Linked DNA regions of Homo sapiens: region 2 is linked to region 1. A link is a loop called in an ENCODE intact Hi-C map of the cell type or tissue named here. Cell type or tissue: heart right ventricle. All regions are shown on one strand. Links, peaks and the distances in the headings refer to the core of each region. The heading gives the core; the rest is flanking DNA. Region 1 overlaps HS6ST1 (heparan sulfate 6-O-sulfotransferase 1). Region 2 overlaps UGGT1 (UDP-glucose glycoprotein glucosyltransferase 1).

The links. Peaks named below come from ENCODE experiments on the same cell type or tissue, not always from the same donor. Only the 100,000 strongest peaks of a DNase experiment are listed, where the experiment ranks them.
Region 2: it touches region 1 in a loop (2.0-fold over the local background); 16 of 110 quality-filtered maps call a loop at or near these places.

What each region holds. Positions count from the first base shown.
Region 1 is chr2:128,289,268-128,299,404 of GRCh38, forward strand. All of the region lies in intron 1 of HS6ST1 (heparan sulfate 6-O-sulfotransferase 1), which reads right to left. Among named protein-coding and RNA genes, the nearest start is that of HS6ST1, 25 kb to the right of the region's middle. RefSeq lists an enhancer at 5,854-6,403. In heart right ventricle, for the core only: a CTCF peak has its summit at 4,161 (motif pointing left); no DNase peak of the experiment used is centred there; H3K27ac peaks cover 1,022 bases.
Region 2 is chr2:128,191,851-128,201,987 of GRCh38, forward strand. It overlaps UGGT1 (UDP-glucose glycoprotein glucosyltransferase 1), which reads left to right. Exons shown (of 41, transcript NM_020120.4): 41 at 1-3,827. It also overlaps the pseudogene DYNLT3P2. Among named protein-coding and RNA genes, the nearest start is that of UGGT1, 110 kb to the left of the region's middle. In heart right ventricle, for the core only: a CTCF peak has its summit at 4,847; no DNase peak of the experiment used is centred there.

The DNA of each region.
Region 1 (10,137 bases), core at 2,825-5,324:
ATGCTGACTCTCCAGAACCAGCCATTTTATGGCCCCCCATCAAGCACTTCTGTGGTTGGTGCCTCCAAAAAAGGTTAGGGCCCAGCAGGCATTTGCTCATTTTATTCCTGCAACCCCGGTACGGTCGCCACTATTAGATCCCCCTGCAGATGGGCAAATGGAGACTCAGAGATCCTTCTGCAGCCAAAGTCTCCCAGATACCAGAGGTGTCTGACTTCATAGGCCACAAGGCATGTCTGCTGCTCACCCACGTGCACGGTCCCTGAGATGAGCAGCACGAAGCTCCCAGGAGAACCCGGCGCGCCATTGGCAGCACCAGAAAACAGGTCTCCAGCTTGCTAAGGGATCTGCCATCCAGCAGCTGTGTGGCCCTGACGAGTTCCCCAAGGAATGCATCTGTCATCTGTTTCCTCCTTGCACAAAACAAGACAATATGCCTCCTGGAGGTCACAGCATGACGCTCGGCATGAGGATGGGCCCACCCCAGCTGGCAGGGAAAGAGAGGAAGCTGCCGGAACAGACCTACCTGCTTTCACCAACCACAGGCCAGAGGCACCAGGAGAACATGTAAGAGATAGAGAGAGGATAGCTGTCAGTCAAATTATTTGTATAAAATGTCCAAATATAAGTCACAAATAGCCCGATAATCTCAAAAAGCAAAAATCAAAGCAGTAGTTTAAAATCTTCCTAAAATATTGAGGAAATGCCTGCAGCTTACATTCAAATGATTCTACTAAAATGCAAAAGCATGTATATAACTACATATATAAATATACATGTAAGTACACATGTATCTACAGATATACATATATGTAAACAGCAAGTGAGAGCACCCACTCACAAGCACAAATATTGCAAAATGTTAACAAGCAGTGGGTCTCGGTGAAAGGTATGAGGTTCACTTTACTACCATTTCAACGACTTTGTAAGTTTGACATTTTTCAAGATAAAAAGTTAGGGGTAAAATTCCTACAAAGAAAGTGCTGGGCTATTTCTACCAAATTTTAAAAGAACCAGATTTTTGTAAGCAAACCCTCCTAGACAAGAGTAAAGCAGTGGACACTCCCAATTCATTCTATGAGGCCAACATAATCCTAATACCGAAGTTGGACAAATGCACAAGAGAGGAAAATTGCAGCCTGGTGGACACATCTGCTAAGCTCAGAGTTCAAATATAGATACAAAAATTCCTCAACAAAAATCTTATCAAATCCAACCCAATTGAGCATATAAAAGATATTACACTACGACCATACTTAGTAACCCCAGGTATGCAAGGATGGCTTAACAGGAGAAAATCCATACATGTGACTCATCACAGCAACAGACTACAGAGCTCAGTAAATGTGTAAGAAGCATCTGCTAAAAACACTATTCATAATAAAAACTCTCAGGAAACTAGGAATAGAAGTCCCTTAATTTGGCCAGGCGTGGTAGCTCACACTTGTAATCCCAGCACTTTGGGAGGCTGAGGCAGGTGGATGACTTGAGGTCAGGAGTTCAAGACCAGCCTTGCCAACATGGCGAAACACCGTCTCTACTAAAAATACAAAAAAAAAAAAAAAAAAAAAAAAAAAATTTAGCATGCATGATGGCACGCACCTATAAAGAGGCTGAGGCGTAAGAATCACTTGAACCCAGGAAGTGGAGGTTGCAGTGAGCGGAGATCGTGTCATAGCACTCCAGCCTGGGCAAAAGAGTGAAACTGTCTCAAATTAAAAAAAAAAGTTCCTTAATTTGATAAAGTATCCCCAAAACCTAGAGCAAGCATGGTCCCCATGGGGAAGAGTCAGATGCATTCCCTCTAAGATCATGAATAAGACAAAGATGTCCACTCTCTCTAAGGCAATTCTGCATGTACTGGGGATCTCAGCTGACACAATAAAACAAGGAGGAACTAGGGACCTAACTGTCCCAGTAGAGTCCCCTTGCCTGTCCTTCTTGTCTTTAGTGAGTACCCCGTGCAGGCATTACTAGGCTGGGGGCTTCACACACCCTCTCAGACAGCCGGAGTCCCGGCATGGGGGAGGGCTACTTTTCTTGCCCACTGCCCTTGCCCTGGGTCCAGAGCACCCCATAGTTAAGGCTGTGGGTTTGCGCTCAGTGAGGTGTGAGTCCTGGAGGTTTGGGGCGGCCATGGCACTGGAGCAGCAGAAGGAAGCATTAGCCTCCTCAGTCTGGATCCTCACTGTGTCTCTTGGGGGCTAGACCTCTGGCAGGGAGGGCCCCAGGCACTGGGTGAGCTCAGAAGGTGCGTCAGCGGGAGCAGCTGGCTTCTAAATGAGCTCACCAGGGCCTGAGGGAGAGCCCCTGGCTGCAGGACCTGGGTCCTCCACAGGCTGACGCCATGCCTGGGGCAAGGTGGACCTCAAGGGAGCCAGGGCACAGGCTGTGTGCCTCACCTGGCCTGGCCTCTCCAGCCTGGGGCTCTTGTTGCCTCATACCAGTCCTGCTGCTTTCCATCACTTGGCCCCTCCTCTTTCCACGGGGAGGCCCTGGACAGACCTCACGGAGGCAACCCAGCAAGGATGTGGCTAACAGCTGTGCAGGGGCGCCGGCGGGCATCTGTCCACAGGCTCTTCCCCAAGGGCATACACAGGCTTCCCTATAGGTGCTTCTTGCCCTCCATTCCTTCCGTCCAACACCCTCCCTGCTCAGGGCTGACAGGCTCCTCTGAATGCACACTCTTCTCAACGCCAGGGGAGACCCTGCCAAGCTCCTCCATCCTAGGGTGGCTGTGTGGGGAAGGGTCCGGCTCAGGAGAAGGCCCCTGGATGCCAGGAGAGGGGCCTGGATGGAGCCGGCAGGGGAGGCGGCACAGGGCAACAGTGAGGAGGGTGAACTGAGGCCGGGGGGGCTGGGCCCAGCAAGAGTGCCAGGGATTCCTGGCCCTGCCCAGCTCTAGGCCCTCTCAGTGCCACAGAGACCACCTGGTGAAGGTGTGGGGAGAGGGATCCCCAGAGGGTCCATGCCAGGCAGTCTGGGCCTGCTCACACCATGTGTATCCTTCCATAGGGCCCACGCCTGGCAGGACCCTGGCTTGGAGCGGCTTTAACTGTGGCTGGGCTCCTGAGGAGGTAAGGTGGGCCCTGTGTTCCACGCCCAGCTACCCACCCAACACCTTCTCAGGGCAGGGACGCCCACACCAGTCTGGACACAGAACAACCCGGGGCGAGACACGTACTGGAGAAGACTGTGCTCCTCACCCCGGCGCTCTGGGACCTTGCTTCCCAGAAGCTGGAAGGAACCAGCCAGGCATCCCGGCGAGGATGTGGAGGGTGGTGGTGGGCCCACCCCTGCCTCAGGGAGGGCGGCCAGGCTCACGGGGAGGCTGTGGCATGTGGGCATGTGAGTGGGCAGGGACAGCCCAGCAAGGGCTGTGGGAAGCCGGGAGGGCAGTGCCCTGTGCAGTGGCTCCAGATTCAGGGCATTCAGTGTGCAGCAGGCCAGGGCAAATGGCACGGGGGGAATGGGGCGGAGGGGAGGGGCGGTGACTCACAAGGCCATGGGGGCGGGCAGAGGAACAAGGGCAGCAGGAAGGGCAGGCAGGGGTGCTATCAGCTGACGGGCTCCTGCTGGAAAAGACGGCTCGACTCACAGGAGGGCACCTGAGACATGGGGTGTGGGGGAAGGCAGCGGTCGGGGAGAGCCTAGGCAGGCCTCCCACTTGTCAGCCTCCCCAACTCTGTTGCCACTCCTACTGCAAAAGAGCCCTGGAGACCACCCTGGGTCTGGGGTCCTTGCCGTGGCTGCAGCCCCCCGCTGCCCACAGCCTGTGTGGTTCCACCCATGGGCCTGGTGGAGCTGGTCCCTGCTCTGCTCCGCCACACCAGGCCTCCCTCCCCAAAGGCTGGGCCTTGCTCTGCATGCAGTGGGGCCCAAACCAGCCAGGCACTCCAGCGTCCCACCCGCACACCCTGTCTCCTGCGGAAGGGCACCGCTCCCAGGCACAGCCCGCTCTGAGCCAGGGGCATGTCACACAATATGGCGCTTTTCTCCTCTTCTGGCCTGGCTCCCCATAAGCCTGCCCAAGGGCCAGCCTGGGCCTGGGCAGAGCAAGGCCTGGGAATGGCTAAGGCTTTGAGGCCTGGAATGAAGCATGACCGTCACTCCCTAAAGCCATGAGTAAAGCTAGTCTGAGGAGTAACTGTGGCGGCTGCCACCACCTGCTGGGCACTTTCCTTGCAAACACTGGGGTGGCTCCAGATTTCCCAGAAACCACTGTTCCTCATACCCCAGGACGGGAGGGGACCTTCGAAGTTGGAAGGAGAGCAGCAGCAGACCATGGTCCGAGGGGCGCTTCCCGGGGCCACAGCTTTGGGGGATGTTTAGCAAAACCAGGGGCTGGTATGGCCTGGAGGGCCCGGAGTCAGAGGAGGAACATGCTCCCAGATTCTTTGGGGCCCACGGGGACAGAGGGCAAAGAGAGACCATCAGGTGGCCTCAGGTCACCAGTGAAGGAAGGCGAGTTACATTTATACCAAGCACCTGTTTTGGGGGTCCTCTGGGGGATGAGGAAGGTTGGATTAACCACCAGCTCAGAAGGCCAGTGCTATGTGAGCAGGGTCTGTGGCCACATAGGATCCAGTTAGTCCTGTGGTCAGCCTCTAAGTGTGGAATGGCCATGCTGAGCCAGGCAGAAGCTGACCCAGTCCTGCTGAACATCCCAGGGCAATGGTTTCACCACAGGTTGGGGGTCCATGCTGAGACCACGCTGCAGGGACACAGGGGCACCATGTGGGTCCCGAAGCCAGTAGGCTTGGCTCTGTACCTCCTTGAGGGCAGGGCCCTGCCCTCTCCTCTCTGCACCTGCCCTGCTGGCCCAGACCCTCTGCTGGAAACCTGCCCCAAACTCCATGAAGCACTGTCCTTCACATCACAGCTTCTGAGCCTGGACTTGACAGCCTCCTCCTGAGACCCCACATGGCTCTTCTGTCATACACGCCCTGTGCCCGGCCCTGGCACTGTGCTCTGGATGGCCTGCACCAGGCTAGTGACAATTCACTGACTCTACTGCATCAGAGGGGGCACAGGGCGGGGTGGGCTGTGATGGAGGGCCCCGGGCCCTGCCCATGAAGTGCCGCAGTCCCCGAGGGAGGGGAGGGCTCTCCTTGCTAGTGCTTGGGTCTTCCTTTGTTCTCAGCCTGTCTACTGGGTAGGTGGGACTTGCCACCTTTAGAAACTTGTTCACCCTGGGGCAGCCTGTCAGAGTCAAGAGGCGCTGGCTGTCCTTAAGATGACACCAGTTTCAATAGGTTGGTGGCCCAGGTAGGATGGAGACGCTGTCACACTCCCACCTGGGAGCTGCGGCCCCTCTGAGGACAAGTGCTCTGGGGCCTGGAGAGCTGGGAGAAGAAGGTGGGCTACTGGGCAGTAAAGAGGCTCCACCGCAAAGAAGGGAGGCGTGTGTGTGTGTGTGTGTGTGTGTGTGTGTGTGTGTGTGTGTGTGGAGGGGGAGACAAAAGAGGTCTTCGGACCACCCTCCCACACCCAGGCTCTGGGATTTCCTGACTGTGGCCCACAAGGTACAGGGGTGTCAGCCTGGGTGGGCAGGCCCTGGAGCCTCCTGCTTCCTGAAACTCCTTCCTTCAGGCACATTTGTGCTGATTCTCCATGGACACAGCCCTAGCACCCCCAGAGAGGCTCCAAGGAACAAGGAAAATAAGAAGCAGTTGCCAGGATACCCAAGGCTCAGTGGGCCCCATGACCTACTCCAAACCACCTCCCCCTCTTGGTTTTCCTGTGTGGCAAGGCAGAAATGCAGGAGTCTGAAGGCAGAGGGGTCTGGATGTGCCCAGTGAGGAACCAGCAACTGAGTGACCATGCGCAGATCCAGTGCCCTCTGAGCCCTGGGTCCCTCTGTCCTGAAGGGCTACTGTGAACACCGTGAGATGTTGCCGGCTGATGGCACAGGCAGCATCCTTGCTGCCTCCCCTGTGCTGGGCACACCCATACTGGCTCATTTGGTTCTCTCCTCACTCCAGGGCAATGGGTACCATTCTTCTCTCCACTTCAGGGCAGGGGGTACCACTCCTCTCCGTTTATAGTTGAGGAGTCAGGCACAGTGAGGTGAAGGCCCTTGCTCAGGGCCACACAGCTAGGCAGCTGCCTGGGTGTCCACACCCTTGACTGCCAGGGCTTGTGACTAGGCTCCCAGCACATGCTGGGACCTGAGAGGCTCTCCTGGGACTAACACAAATCTTTCCCAAACTTTTCCAAAAATCTGAAGTGAAAAGAATACTTCCTAACTCATTCTATGAGGTCAGTATTATCCTGATATCAAAGCCAGACAAAGATATAACAAGAAAATTACACACTGATGTCCTTTATAAATACTGATGAAAATATCCTCAGCAAAATACTTGCAAATTGAATTGAACAGCATATAAAAATGATTATGTATCATGACCAAGTGAGATTTATCCCTAGAATGAAAGGATGGTTCAAAATATGAAAATCAATGTAGTATGCCACATTAACAGAATGAAGGAAAAAAACACATGATCATCTCAACTGATGCAGAAACATCATTTGACAAAATTCAATGCACCTGCATAATAAAAACTTTCAACAAACTAGAACCAGAAGGAAACTACCTCAGTGTAATAAAGGCCATTGCTATGGACTGAATGTGTGTGTTCCACCAAAACTCATGTTGAAGTCCTAATCTCCAACGTGATGGCATTTGGAGGTGGCGACTCTGAGAGGTAATTAGGTCATGAGGGTGGAGCCATAATGAATGGGACCAGTGGCTTCATAAGAGAAGACATGAGAGATGATTTCTTCTCTCTTGGCCATGGGAGATGCAGGGGATACAAGACAGGCAACAAGCCCTCACCAGTTCCACATCTGCTGGCTCCTTCATCTGGGACTTGGGTCTCAAGAACTGTGAGAAATAAACACTTGCTGCTTGAGCCACCCAGGCTATAGTGTTTGTAATAGAGGCTGAGCTAAGACAGCCAGATATGAAAAACTCACAGTTAACATCATATTCAATGGTGAAACACCAAAAGCTTTCCTCTACTTTGGGAACAAGGCAAAGATGTCTACTTTTGCCACAGCTATTCATCAGAGTACCGGAAGTTCTAGCCTGAGCAATCAGGTAAGAAAAATAAGTAAAAGGTATTCAGATTGGAAAGAAAAAAGGAAAGTTATCTCTCTTCTCAGATGACATAATCTTATATGTAGATAATGCTAAAGAATCCACTTCCACACACAAAAACCTGTTAGAGCTAATAAACTAACTTAACAATGTTGTTAAAGTAAAAATTAAAAGAAATCAGTTGTATTTCTATTCACTAGCAACAAACAATACAAGAAGGAAATTAACAAAACAATTATGTTTTTGTTGGCATCAGAAAGTGTAAAATATTTAGGAGGAGACTTAACCAATGAAGTGAAATACTTGTAAACTAAAAACTACAAAACACTGATGAAAGAAATTAAAGACAACCCCAGTAAATGGAAAATCATCCCATGTCCATGAACTGAAAGACCTACTATCATTAAGATGTAAATACTACTCATGTAATCTACAGATTTAATGAAATCCCTATCACAACCCCAACAGTATTTGCTGCATAAATAGAGTAACTTAACCTAAAATTCATATGAAATTTCAAGGGATTTTGAATAGCTAAAGTACTTGACAAAAAAGAATGGCTCATGTCTGTAATCCCAGCACTTTGGGAGGCCAATGAGGGAGGATTGTTTGAGCCTGGGAGGTTAAGGCTGCAGTGAGCCAGGTTCACATCACTGCACCTTAGCCTGGATGACAAAGCGAGACCCTGTCTCAAAAACAAACAAAAAAAACCCCAAACCAAAACAAATACAAAACAAAGTTGGACTCCCATTTCCTGATTTCAAAACTTAACTACAAAGCTATGGTAGTCAAATCAGTGTGGTACTGTCATAAAGATAGGCATATAGACCAATGGAATACGATAAAGAGCCCAGAAATCAACCCTTGCATATATGGTCAAATGGTGCCAAGACCATTCAATGGGGAAAACACACTCTTTTCAACAAATGGTGCTGGGGAAACTGGATTTCCACATGTAAAAGAAGGAAATTGGACCCTTATCTAACATTATACATAGAAATTAACTCAAAATGGATTAATGACCAATGGTAAGACCTAAAACTGTCAACTCTTAGAACACAGGAAAAAAGCTTTATGATACTAGATTTGGCAATGATCTCTTGAATATGACATCCAAACACAGGTAACAAAAGAAAAGCTAGATTAATTGGGCTTCATCAAAATTAAAAACATTTAGGCTGGGCATGGTGGCTTATGCCTATAATTCTAGCACTTTGGGAGGCCGAGGTGGGTGATCCACCTGATCATGAGGTCAGGAGTTCGAGACCAGCCTGACCAACATGGAGAAACCCCGTCTCTACTAAAAATACAGAAATTAGCTGGGCGTGGTGGCACATGCCTGTAATCCCAGCGACTCAGGAGGCTGAGGCACGAGAATCGCTTGAACCTGGGAAGCAGAGGTTGCGGTGAGCCGAGATGACACCATTGCACTACAGCCTGGGCAACAAGAGTGAAACTCTGTTTCAAAAACAAAACAAAACAAAAAATTGAAAATATTTGTGCATCAAAGGATAGTATCAACAGAGTGAAACGCAACCCACAGAATGGAAGAAAATATTTGTAAATCATATATCTGATAAGAGATTAATATCCAGAATATATAAAGAACTCCTATAACTTAACAACCCAATTAAAAAATGTGCGACATTTGAGTAGACATTTCCCCAAAGAAGACAGACCAATGGCCAACAAGCAGATATAAGATGAACATCGTTAGCCATTAGGGAAATGCAAATCAATACCACAATGAGATTCCACTTCACATCCATCAGACTGGCTATTATCAAAAAACAGGAAGAAATGTTAGCAAGGATGTAGAGAAACTGGAACCCTTCTGCAGTGCTGGTGGGAAGGTAAAATGGTACAGCTACTGTAGAAAGCAGTATGGTGGTTTCTCAAAAAAAATGAGATACAGAATTACCATATGATCTAGCAATTCCTCTTTTAGATATATTCCCAAACAATCTAAAAGCAGAGACTTAAACAGATATTTGTACACCCATGTTCCCAGCAGCATCATTCACAATAGCAAGAAGGGAGCAGCCAAGAGTCCACTGACAGATGAAGGGATGATGAGCAAAATATGGTACATATAGACGATGGAGTATTACTCAGCCCTAAAAAGGAAGGCGATTCTGACACAGGATAAAATATGGATGAACCTTAAAGACATTATGCTAAGCCAGTCGTGAAAAGACAGTATCATATAATTCCACTTAAATCCGCTATCTAGAGTAGCCAAATTCATAGTCAGGAAGTAGGATGGACGGCGTGAGAGGCTGGAGGGAGGGGAATGAGGAGTTCGTGTTTAATGGGGTCAGAGCTCAGTTTGGGAAGATGAAAAAGTTCTGGAGACGGATGATGGTGATGACTGTACAATGTGAATGTACTTCATGCCACTGAACTGTACACTCAAAAATGGTTAGAATGGTAAATTTTATGTTATGCATACTTCACCACAATAAAAAACAAAAAAAGGCTTTCCCACAACGAGTGTCCTCAAGAGCCAAGTCCCAACAGCTTCTCAGGAGGGAAAGCAGCACGTCCCTGGGCGCGGCCACCCTGGGCCCACCAGTGGGGCTGGCCCAGGCCTAACCCACCCCTCACTCCCTCTCCCTCCTGCATGACTGTGTGGGGTACTCCTCGGCTCTCGGAATGAGAGGACCAGAGGCCAAGGGCACCAGAATCGGCCTCAGATGGGGCAGAAACACACCTGGACGTGGCCCAGGGCCGAGGTGTGACCTAGCCAAGGACCCAGTTTCTGTTCTTTGCAGGGACAGAGCAGGCTTCGCAAGTGCCTGCCTCCTGCCATGCAGCAGAGAGCACACAGCTCCCTCCTTGCTCTGCACCACAACTCCCCGACGCACCCCAACAGCATGGGAGGTGGTGTTCTGCTCTCCCGTCCTCCAAAGGAGCAAACTGAGGCCACAGCTGCACCCTTGGACACAGGCCCATCAGCAGGAGCGAGCCCTCTGCCCTGGCCGGCCCACTCTTAGCAAACTATAAGAGGTCAACACAACACAGATTGCAAATTA
Region 2 (10,137 bases), core at 3,612-6,111, 97 kb before region 1:
ATCTCAGAAAACAAACAAACAAAAAGAAACTTTTGTTCAAGCTGCATCTTCACATTGAATGAAAGCATTCAGACGGGTGACTGCTGCTGTCCACAACTGTGGGCGGAAGTGTGCCTTTTCCCAGTTTCTCGTCCAGGAGGTTGCATAGCAAATACTCAAGTCACTGGGATATATGCTTTCCAAATGCTGGCCCCCATAGCACCTTTCCCCATGTCTTTCTACCAAGCCTCTTATGTTTAATCTGTGCAGGGAAGACAAGAGTAGACCATATTCTCTGTGTGCTGTGCATGTCCTGGTGTCACTCATTGCCTCTTATCTGTCGCCATTCTAATATAAGTCAGCTTAATAGTTGACTCTGAATAATGCAAAACCCAGCTTGCTTCCAGAATGGCCTAGGACCCTCCTCCTCCTGCCAGTTTTTTTTTTTTTTTTTGGTTCATGTGGCATAATCATCTTTCAAAATTAACCAAATGCCCCAGAAAATGATGTTACCACTAAAATATTTTCTCCAAGAAGGCATACTGTAACAGAAAAGATAGGTAAGATATTTTTTTCCCAAGAAGTAAGAATTGATTGTGCTGAATGTTCAAACTCTGGAAACTGTTCACAGTATGTTGTTCTTAGCTGTTATTTATATAAAGTGAATTATTTTCTCTCTCAATCATGCCATAGTGGAGACTTTTGTTTGTGAGTAAGTGACAGAGTAATATGAAATAATGTGATATGTCAGAGTGACATGCAGCATCCTGAGCCTGTTTTTATGTTCTGTGTACAGTGGCATTTGATTGAGATCAAAGCCTGTCACAGCCTGCTGCTGGGGGTGTGGGGATATGCCAGAGTCCTGTGTTTGGTTTTAGAAGTTTACTGAATGTTTCCCACATGGAGAATAATGGATGGCATGTTAGTTTCTTTAAGAGTGGTAAAGTTGTACATCTGTCATTGTTGCATTTCGAATTGAACACATAGATGCTTGCCTGTCTGCTTGGGTGAATGCCTCTTGGGAGAGCGAAGATTACGTGCATGATGTATGTTAAGAAACAGTTTCCGGTCAGGCACAGTGGCTTACACCTGTAATCCCAGCACTTTGGGAAGCCGAGGCGGGCGGATTATGAGGTCAAGAGATAGAGACCATCCTGGCCAACACGGTGAAACCCCGTCTCTACTAAAAATACAAAAATTAGCTGGGCATGGTGGCACACACCTGTAGTCCCAGCTACTCGGGAGGCTGAGGCAGGAGAATCACTTGAACCCGGGAGGTGGAGGTTGCAGTGAGCCGAGATCATGCCACTGCACTCCAGCCTGGCAATAGAGCGAGACTCCGTCTCAAAAAAAAAAAAAAAAAAAAAAAAAAAATTAAAACAGTTTCCATAAATGGAGCTTAATTTGCTCTGCTGTCCTTAAGCCCTCGTGGGTTTTTTTTTAAGAGAGTCTCATTCTGTCACCCAGGCTGGAGTGCAGTGGTGCGATCTTGGCTCACTTCAACCTCTGCCTCCCAAGTTCAAACAATTCTCCTGCCTCAGCCTCCTGAGTAGCTGGGATTACAGGCGCCTGCCACCATGCCTGGTTAATTTTTGTATTTTTAGTAGAGATGGGGTTTTACCATGTTGGTTGGCCAGGCTGATCTCAAACTCCTGACCTCAGGTGGTGATCTGCCCACCTCGGCCTCCCAAAGTGCTGGGATTACAGGCGTGAGCCACTATGTCCGGTCAAGCCCTCGTGTTCTGAACCTTGTCAAGGCTCTGCCTGAATGAGTTTTCATCTGATTGTGGGGACCAAGTCCCTGAGTAGAGGGCCAAGAGCTAGGGACAGGGGGAAGAGACTGGCCCAGGTGGTAGGGAGGAAAGAACTCCCAGAGTTTCCTTTAGCCAGGAAACCTGCTCTACTGACCCCGTGACTTGGACAGTCAGACATCACCCTGAGAGTGACAAGTGTAAAATGACTCCCTTCCTCCCCCGCCCTCCGGAAGTATATTTAGATACTTGAAAGCAGTCCTTTTCTAAAATGGCCTTACCTATGTGGCCTGAACGATTAAAAGAAAGAACTCAGAGTTACAAGGGAAAAAGAAAAAGAGTTACAAGGGAATTGTAGTCTTTTTCTGAATAGAATATTAGTACTGTGGTATTGCATTTCATGGGAATGGAAATGTATTGGTAAAGCTACCTGATGGAAGCTTTCTCTTGGTAACAAAAATGGAGGGTGTATTATGTGCAGTTATTTAAATATATGTATTCCATTGTTGCGTGGTTTTTTTCCCCCCTCAAGACAGAGATTTGCTCTTGTTGCCCAGGGTGGAGTACAATGGTGTGACCTTGGCTCACTGCAACCTCTGCCTCCTGGGTTCAGGTGATTCTCCTGCCTCAGCCTTCCGAGTAGCTGGGATTACAGGTGTGCGCCACCACACCCGGCTAATTTTTGCTTTTTTTTTTTTTGAGACAGAATCTCGCTCTGTTGCTCAGGCTGGAGTGGAGTGCAGTGGCACAATCTCAGCTCACTGCAGCCTCTGCCTCCCGGGTTCAAGAGATTCTCCTGACTCAACCTCCTGAGTAGCTGGGATTACAGGTGCCTGCCACTATGCCTAGCTAATTTTTGTATTTTTAGTAGAGACGGGGTTTTGCCATGTTGGCCAGGGTGGTCTCGAACTCCTGACCTCAAGTGATCCACCCGCATCGGCCCCCCAAAGTGCTGGGATTATAGGCGTGAACCACCGCGCCTGTCCCATTGTTGTGTAATTTTAATAATTAGTTTTTTAAGTACTTGATTTTATGGGCACATTTTTGTGGGATGATTGGAGTTAATCAAATAAAGCTTGTCATGTGTGTAGTTTGGTAAGATAACTTCTTTAAATTCATGTTTTCTCTGCCTTGAGGTAGTGAGGGAAAGATCTTAATCAGTATTTTGGTAATTAACTGATTGAATTCAAGCAAATGAGACATCATGAACTTCAGTGGTTATTGATATTTCAGGGTATATACCTGAAATGCCTAGAGGATACAGATTTCTCATTTCATTCTTTGGTCTTTCATTTCTCTATATACAGAAATGAAATGACACTTCTGGGAGGCAGTAGAAGCAGGAAGTCAATGAATTGAGTAGAGGGTCCCATTCCCTCAGGCTGTCATTGATCAGTGACAATTTATAAAAACAAACTGCAAAGTCTGTGGCAAGTGGCTGCCTGCTTCCTAGAAGGAGCCCATGAAGGTTAAACTCTGTGGTCGGTATTTGCAAGCGCCGGGCGTGGTGGCTCACGCCTGTAATCCTAGCACCTTGGGAGGCCAAGGCAGGCGGATCACCCGAGGTCAGGAGTTTGAGGATTTGCAAGCAAAAGGTCCTCTCCTGAGTCTTTCCCAGATACCCAGCAGTGCAGAGGCTAGCTGTGGAAGGTTGCAGTGGGACAGGAATGTATTGTATGCCTTGCCTTACTTGTCACCATTGAGATTTCCAGAGAAATGGGCATAACGTCTCTTAACAACAACAGCAGAAAGCAAAATACATTAACTTAAGGTTGACAACAAAAGATTATCAAGTACCATGTTTTCCAACCAACCAGTTATTCGTGGTAATAATAAAATAAAGGTGGGAAAATGTTATAATTTTTAAGGAAACTGTGTACTTTAAAAATCTTCTTTATGAATATCCAATGTTACTGTAATCCTGCTCCATTAAATGCAGCATTGTTGTCAGGTGCTGCCTCTTGCTTGGGAACAGCATTGGGCTTTTAAATGTCTGCAGAATCTCTGCGTTCGAAGGGAATTGAGAATGAACTTCCTGGTACTGTAATGAAAATAAGGTCTGCTCAACACAGTAAACGTTTCCTCTCTTCTTTAAAACTGCGCAGTCATTTGGCCTTTGTGTTTAGGAAGGGCAGATTGATAGAGCACAAAGTCCAACCCCTTCATCTAGCAGAAGCTGCAAACCCAGACAGAGGAACGAGGGCTTTACCTGAGTCTTGTCTGCTGCTGGGGCTGGCTTCGGGTTGCATCCAGTTCTTTGGATTCTGAGGATCCAAAGCACCCAGGTCTCCTCCAGGTCCTCAACCTCTGGGAGCTGCCCCAGGCAGAACTTGGCAGGCAGGCATAACAGGTGGGGTGGGAGGGGGAACCTCAAGGCAAGAAGGTGTCATGAGACCCCTGGGCCGGCAGAGTTCCTTAGGAGGGTGGCATGGACTTTGCATTTTGCCAGTTCTCTGAGCTCCTACTCCGGGGTGGATATGCATTGAGGATGTAGTCTCTGTGTGATGATGGGGAGGGCGGGGAGGGGCACCTGGTGCCTGTGAAGGCGCAAGAGAGGGCCCTAAGGTGCAGGACCAGGACTAAGCTGCTACAAGGAGGTGGTGCTTAGGTTGAAGCCTGAGGACTAAGTAGGGGCGAGGGGTGGGCAGAGGGGAGGAGCTTGAGCTAGTGTTTTTGAGGGAGCTGCATGGAAGCCTGCACGTGGCCAGGAGAGGGGGAATGGGTTTGATCCTGGGGGCACAAGAAGGCCCTTCAGGGGTTTAAACTGGGTGCTGGCACTAAATGGGTTTTTTCTTGTAATAAACTTTGTGTTGAGGTCTGTAGCACATACTGAAAAGTACATAAACACACACCTTGATAGTTTTTCACAAAGTGAAAGCACTAGCATATCCATCATCCAGATAAAGAAAAGGAAGTTGGAGTTTATTTTAACACTTAAACATCTGATTACAGTCTGGCATCCAGGAAGGGCAGAGCAGCATGTGTCAGACCAGCCTACGCCTGATCATTACACACACTATTTGAAAAGCACTAGAGCCTGCTGAGATACCGGCAAGAGAGGGAGAGCACGAACCATCAGAAGAAGTGAAACCTCATGTGGCTCACAGGGAATAAAACAGAAGGTGGCAGGCTTACTAGGCCCAGGAGCCAAGTCACTTCAGGACGTTCTTGGCCGCTGCACACTTGTGTGGGGGCACATCCCAGAAAGGAGGAAGCCATAGAAGCCCCCAACTTTGCCTTGTATAGTCTCATCAAGTTCTTGGCGGGTTCCTGTATTATACATAAACAGGGCAGAATTCCAAATGGAAAGCAACACTTGGAAGGCTGGAAAAGCTGAGTAGAGATTTCAGAAGATGTGCTGGGGAGAAGAAGTTTAGAATTCATTTTCCATCAAATTAGAGGGATTTGGTAACTATTTCAGACTTTGCATCGAAAACCCAGGGTGTAGGCCTTAGGATTAGGACCACATCACAGAACTCAAATCTAGGGTCTAGGACTGAGGGCAACACTAAGATAGACCTACCCTCGTAAAGCCTAAAATGAAGGCTTAGCAGAATCAGGGTGATCGCTAGTAACCAAACTCTGCTAAAACAAAAGTTTTTGTGGGAAAAAACTGAATCCAGAGTGTCTATAGTATATTATTCAGAATGTCCTGTATATAACCACATCAGTAGGCACGACAGGAAGTGGGAACATATGACGTGATCAAGAAAAAAAATCAGGCTGGGTGCGGTGGTGCACACCTGTAACCCCAGGACTTTGGGAAGCCGAGGCGGTTGGATTGTTGGAGCCCAGGAGTTTGAGACCAGCCTCGGCAACATGGTGAAACCCCATCTCTACAAAAAATACAAAAAATTAGCCAGGCATGGTGGTATGTGCCTGTAGTCCCAGCTACTCAGAAGGCTGCGGTGGGAAGATCATTTGAGCCTGGGAGGTTGAGGCTGTGGTGAGCTGTGATAGTGCCATTGCACTCCAGCCTGGGTGACAGAGTGAGACCCTGTCTCAAAAAAACAAAATCAAAACAACCCATAAACCAAGGTGTTGAAATCATTCAATAAAAATGTTAAAATAATTATAAACGTTTTTCTCAGACATAAGTGGATGCTTTTTTATTGCCTTTTGATACGTCCTGAGTTTGTGTGTGTGTGTAGGTATATGTGTATATATATATTTATTAATTTAATTGACAAAGATTGTGTATATTCCAGGTGTCCCGTGTGATGATTTGCTACACATGTGCATTGTGTGATTATCACCACTGAATTAGGACACCCATCCCCACCTGTGCTGCACATTAGATCCCCAGAACTTATCTTTTTTTCTTTTTTTGAGACGGAGCCTCGGTCTGTCGCCCAGGCTGAAGTGCAGTGGTGTGATCTTAGCTCACTGCAACCGCCGCCTCCCAGATTCAAGCAATTCTCCTGCCTCAGCCTCCTGAGTAGCAGGGATTATAGGCGTGCGCCACCATGCCCGGCTAATTTTTGTATTTTTAGTAGAGACGGGGTTTCACCATGTTGTTCAGGCTGGTCTCAAATTCCTGACCTCATGATCCGCCCGCCTTGGCCTCCCAAAGTGCTAGGGTTAGAGGCGTGAGCCCCCACACCTGGCCTATCGCGCAGGCTTAAGTGCAATGTTGCGATCTGGCCTCACTGCAACCTCCACTTCCTGGGTTCAAGCAATTCTCCTGCCTCAGCCTCCTGAGTAGCTGGGATTACAGGCAACTGCCACTGCACCTGGCTAATTTTTGTATTTTTATTAGAGATGGAGTTTCACCATGTTGGTCAGGCTGGTCTCAAACTCCTGACCTTAGGCAATCTGCCCACCTTGGCCTCCCAAAGTGCTGGGATTACAGGCATGAACCACCACGCCCAGCCCCACAGAACTTATCTTTAAACTGAGAGTTTGTACTCTTTTGATCTGCATCTCCCCATTTCCCCATTTGCAGAAGAAAAGTCAGTGAACTTGAAGACACGTTAATAGAAATTATCTAAATTGAAAAACAAAGTGGAAGAAGAGATTGAAAAAGAATAAATGAGCAGAGACTCAGTAAACTGTGAGACAGTATAACAAATGCGTAACTAGAATCCCAGGAGAGGAGAGAAAATGTGGCAGAAAAAAAAATACGGAGAAATATTGGCCAAAATTGTTTGTTTTTTGAAAATGCGGTCTTGGCCCAGTTTTGAGGCCCTAGCTTTGAGGTCCTGGCTAGAGGCCAGTCAGTCCTCTAGAGCAGCCAATCAAGTTTACACCCTCAACTACCTCCCTTCTTCAGCTCAAGCTCCAGGCCAGCACTCTGACACCCCAGGGCAGTACCAGACATCCTGCAACAGCCCCTGTGGCCCAGCGCCAGCTGAGATTATTCCAGTCAGTCTCAGTCTGCTGCCCCTGCCTCACCTGTTCCTTCCTGGGAAACCACAATAAGGGGTCTTGCCCACATTCCCCTGCTCCCTGTGCCCCATAACCAGTGGTTGCTTCCACTGAGTGGCCCTGCGTGGAGTGCTGTTTCTCCCCAGGGAACTGAGTGCGACATGTCAAATTTACCGTTTCTCTCTTGATCTGCATCTGGCCTCACCGGAATCACCACTCCCTCCCCTTAAAAGCAGGATGAATATAAAGAAGGCCACACCTAGGTGCATCATAGTCAAATGCTGAAAATTAAAGATAAAATCATGAAAAAGTAGTAGCCAGGAAAACAAAAACACCTGATGTGGAGGGGAACAACAATGAAAATGACAGCTGACTTCCCATCAGGAACAGGGGAGTGACGTCATAGAATGCTGAAAGGAGCTAACATCCTACATGCAGGGAAAATATTCCTCAAAAATGAACCTGGGGCCAGGCGCGGTGCCTCACACCTGTAATCCCAGCACTTTGCGAGGCCGAGGCGGGTGGATCACCTGAGGTCAGGAGTTTTGAGACCAGCCTGGCCAACATTGTGAAACCCTGTCTCTACTAAAAATACAAAAATTAGCCGGGTGTGGTGGCAGGAACCTGTAATCTCAGCTACTCGGGAGGCTGAGGCAGGACAATCGCTTGAACCCGGCAGGCAGAGGTTGCAATGAGCCGAGATCATGCCATTGCACTGCGCCTGGGTGACCGAGGAAGACTGTCTCAAAAAAAAAAAAGAAGTTGGAATAAAAACATTTTGGGGTAACTGAATGCTGACAGCATTCATTGTAGGAGACAAGTACTACAAAATTGCTTTAAAAAAAAAGGCTCCCAGGGGGGTGGCCCCAAGAGTTGGGGTTCAGTGTCCTCCAAGCCCTGGTCCTCTCCAATAGGCCTGGGATCTGCCCCACCTGACCCGTTCTCCCGACCCTGAGGTTGGCTTCAATGCTAAGGAAGCCCACAATATTGTCAAAGAGTGTGTGCTGGTGAAGATTATAATCACATCATCAACCAAGCATAGTGGAACAATCCTTAACACATCTGGTTAAGTTGGGAAAAGCTTATACATATATTGTGACCTGTGCAGTGGTCCAGAAGAGCGCATATGGCTTTCATACAGCCAGCTCCTGTTTTTGGGATACCACATCTGATGGAACCTGTACCATAAGATGGGAGAACTGGACCATGAACCGTATTGTCAACGTTTTTGCCATTGCTAGTGTTCTTTAACTTACTAAAAATGTTGGGCTAAAGCCATTAACTTAAAGAATTTGTCAGTGTATCTTTTCAAAAAATGAGTAATATTTATTAGTGTGCTAGATGACAAGCGTGCATTATATAAGCAAAATGCTGTAATCCCAGCACTCTGGGAGGCCGAGACGGGCGGATCACAAGGTCAGGAGATCGAGACCATCCTGGCTAACATGGTGAAACCCCGTCTGTACTAAAAAATACAAAAAAATTAACTTGGCCTGGTGGCGGGCGCCTGTAGTCCCAGCTACTTGGGAGGCTGAGGCAGGAGAATGGCGTGAACCCAGGAGGTGGAGCTTGCAGTGAGCCGAGATCGCGCCACTGCACTCCAGCCTGGGCCACAGAGCAAGACTCCGTCTCAAAAAAAAAAAAAAAAAAAAAAAGTAAGCAAAATGAAAAGCACTTAGTGCTTTCTGACAGAATTATAGATGTAATTTTAAGAGTTGCTCCTAGCAAGTTAAAAGTGCATATAAAATATGCAACTCTTAGTTAAAGGGTTTAGTATCAGTCTTATCTATACAAGTAGTAAATTTTGTCATTGCTTTAGTTACAACCATCTGTAAATAATTTTAAAGACTTATTACGTGGGGTTCAAATTGAGTGGAATAAAGTATAGATTAAAAGTATACAATTGGCTGGGTGCGGTGGCTCACACCTGTAATCCCAGCACTTTGGGAGGCTGAGGTGGGTGTATCACAAGGTCAGGAGATTGAGACCATCCTGGCTAACACAGTGAAACCCCATCTCTACTAAAAATACAAAAAATTATTCAGGCGTGGTGGTACGTGCCTGTAGTCCCAGCCACTCAGGAGGCTGAGGCAGGAGAATTGCTTGAACCCAGGAGGTGGAGGTTGCAATGAACTGAGATCGCACCGCTGTACTCCAGCCTTGGCAACAGAGCAAGACTCAGTCTCAAAATAAATAAATAAATAAAAGAATAATATTAACAAAATAAATGAGTTTAATGCAGTGATCTTTGTTTTTGGCACATCAGAAATTCTCAGTCATTACTCATGTTTCTTTATGCTGCTGGCTTTTGTGCCCTTGAAGATTATAATAGTGACCAAAATATATATGCAGACTTATTTTTTATTGTTGTTGAAGCCTGGTTTAAGAAAAAAAAATTCATACCTCGTGAACTTGCTATCTTCTGTGTTTCTAATTAAAATATAATAAATATTATCTTCCTGTGCTGAAAAAAAAAGGGCCAGGCACAGTGGCTCGCGCCTGTAATGCCAGCACTTTTGGAGGCCGAGGCAGTCAGGTCCCCTGAGGTCAGGAGTTAGAAACCACCCTGGCCAACATGGTGAAACTCCATCTCTACTAAAAAAAAAAGTACAAAAATTGCTGGGCACGGTGGCTCACACCTGTAATCCCAGCACTTTGGGAGGCCGAGGCGGGCGGATCACAAGGTCAGGAGATCGAGACCATCCTGGCTAACACGGTGAAATACCGTCTCTACTAAAAATACAAAAAAAAAAAAAAAAAAAAAAAAAATTAGCTGGGCGTGGGCGTGGTGACGGGCGCCTGTAGTCCCAGCTGGAGGCTGAGGCAGGAGAATGGCATGAACCCGGGAAGCGGAGCTTGCAGTGAGCCGAGATCGCGCCACTGCACTCCAGCCTGGGCGACAAGAGTGAGACTTCGTCTCAAAAAAGAAAAAAAGGGAAATGATGCCAAATATAAATTCAAACCTCCAGGGAGGAAGGGAGCACTGGAAATAGTAAATATGTGGGTAAATACACTATTTTTTTCTTTACTTGAGTTATTT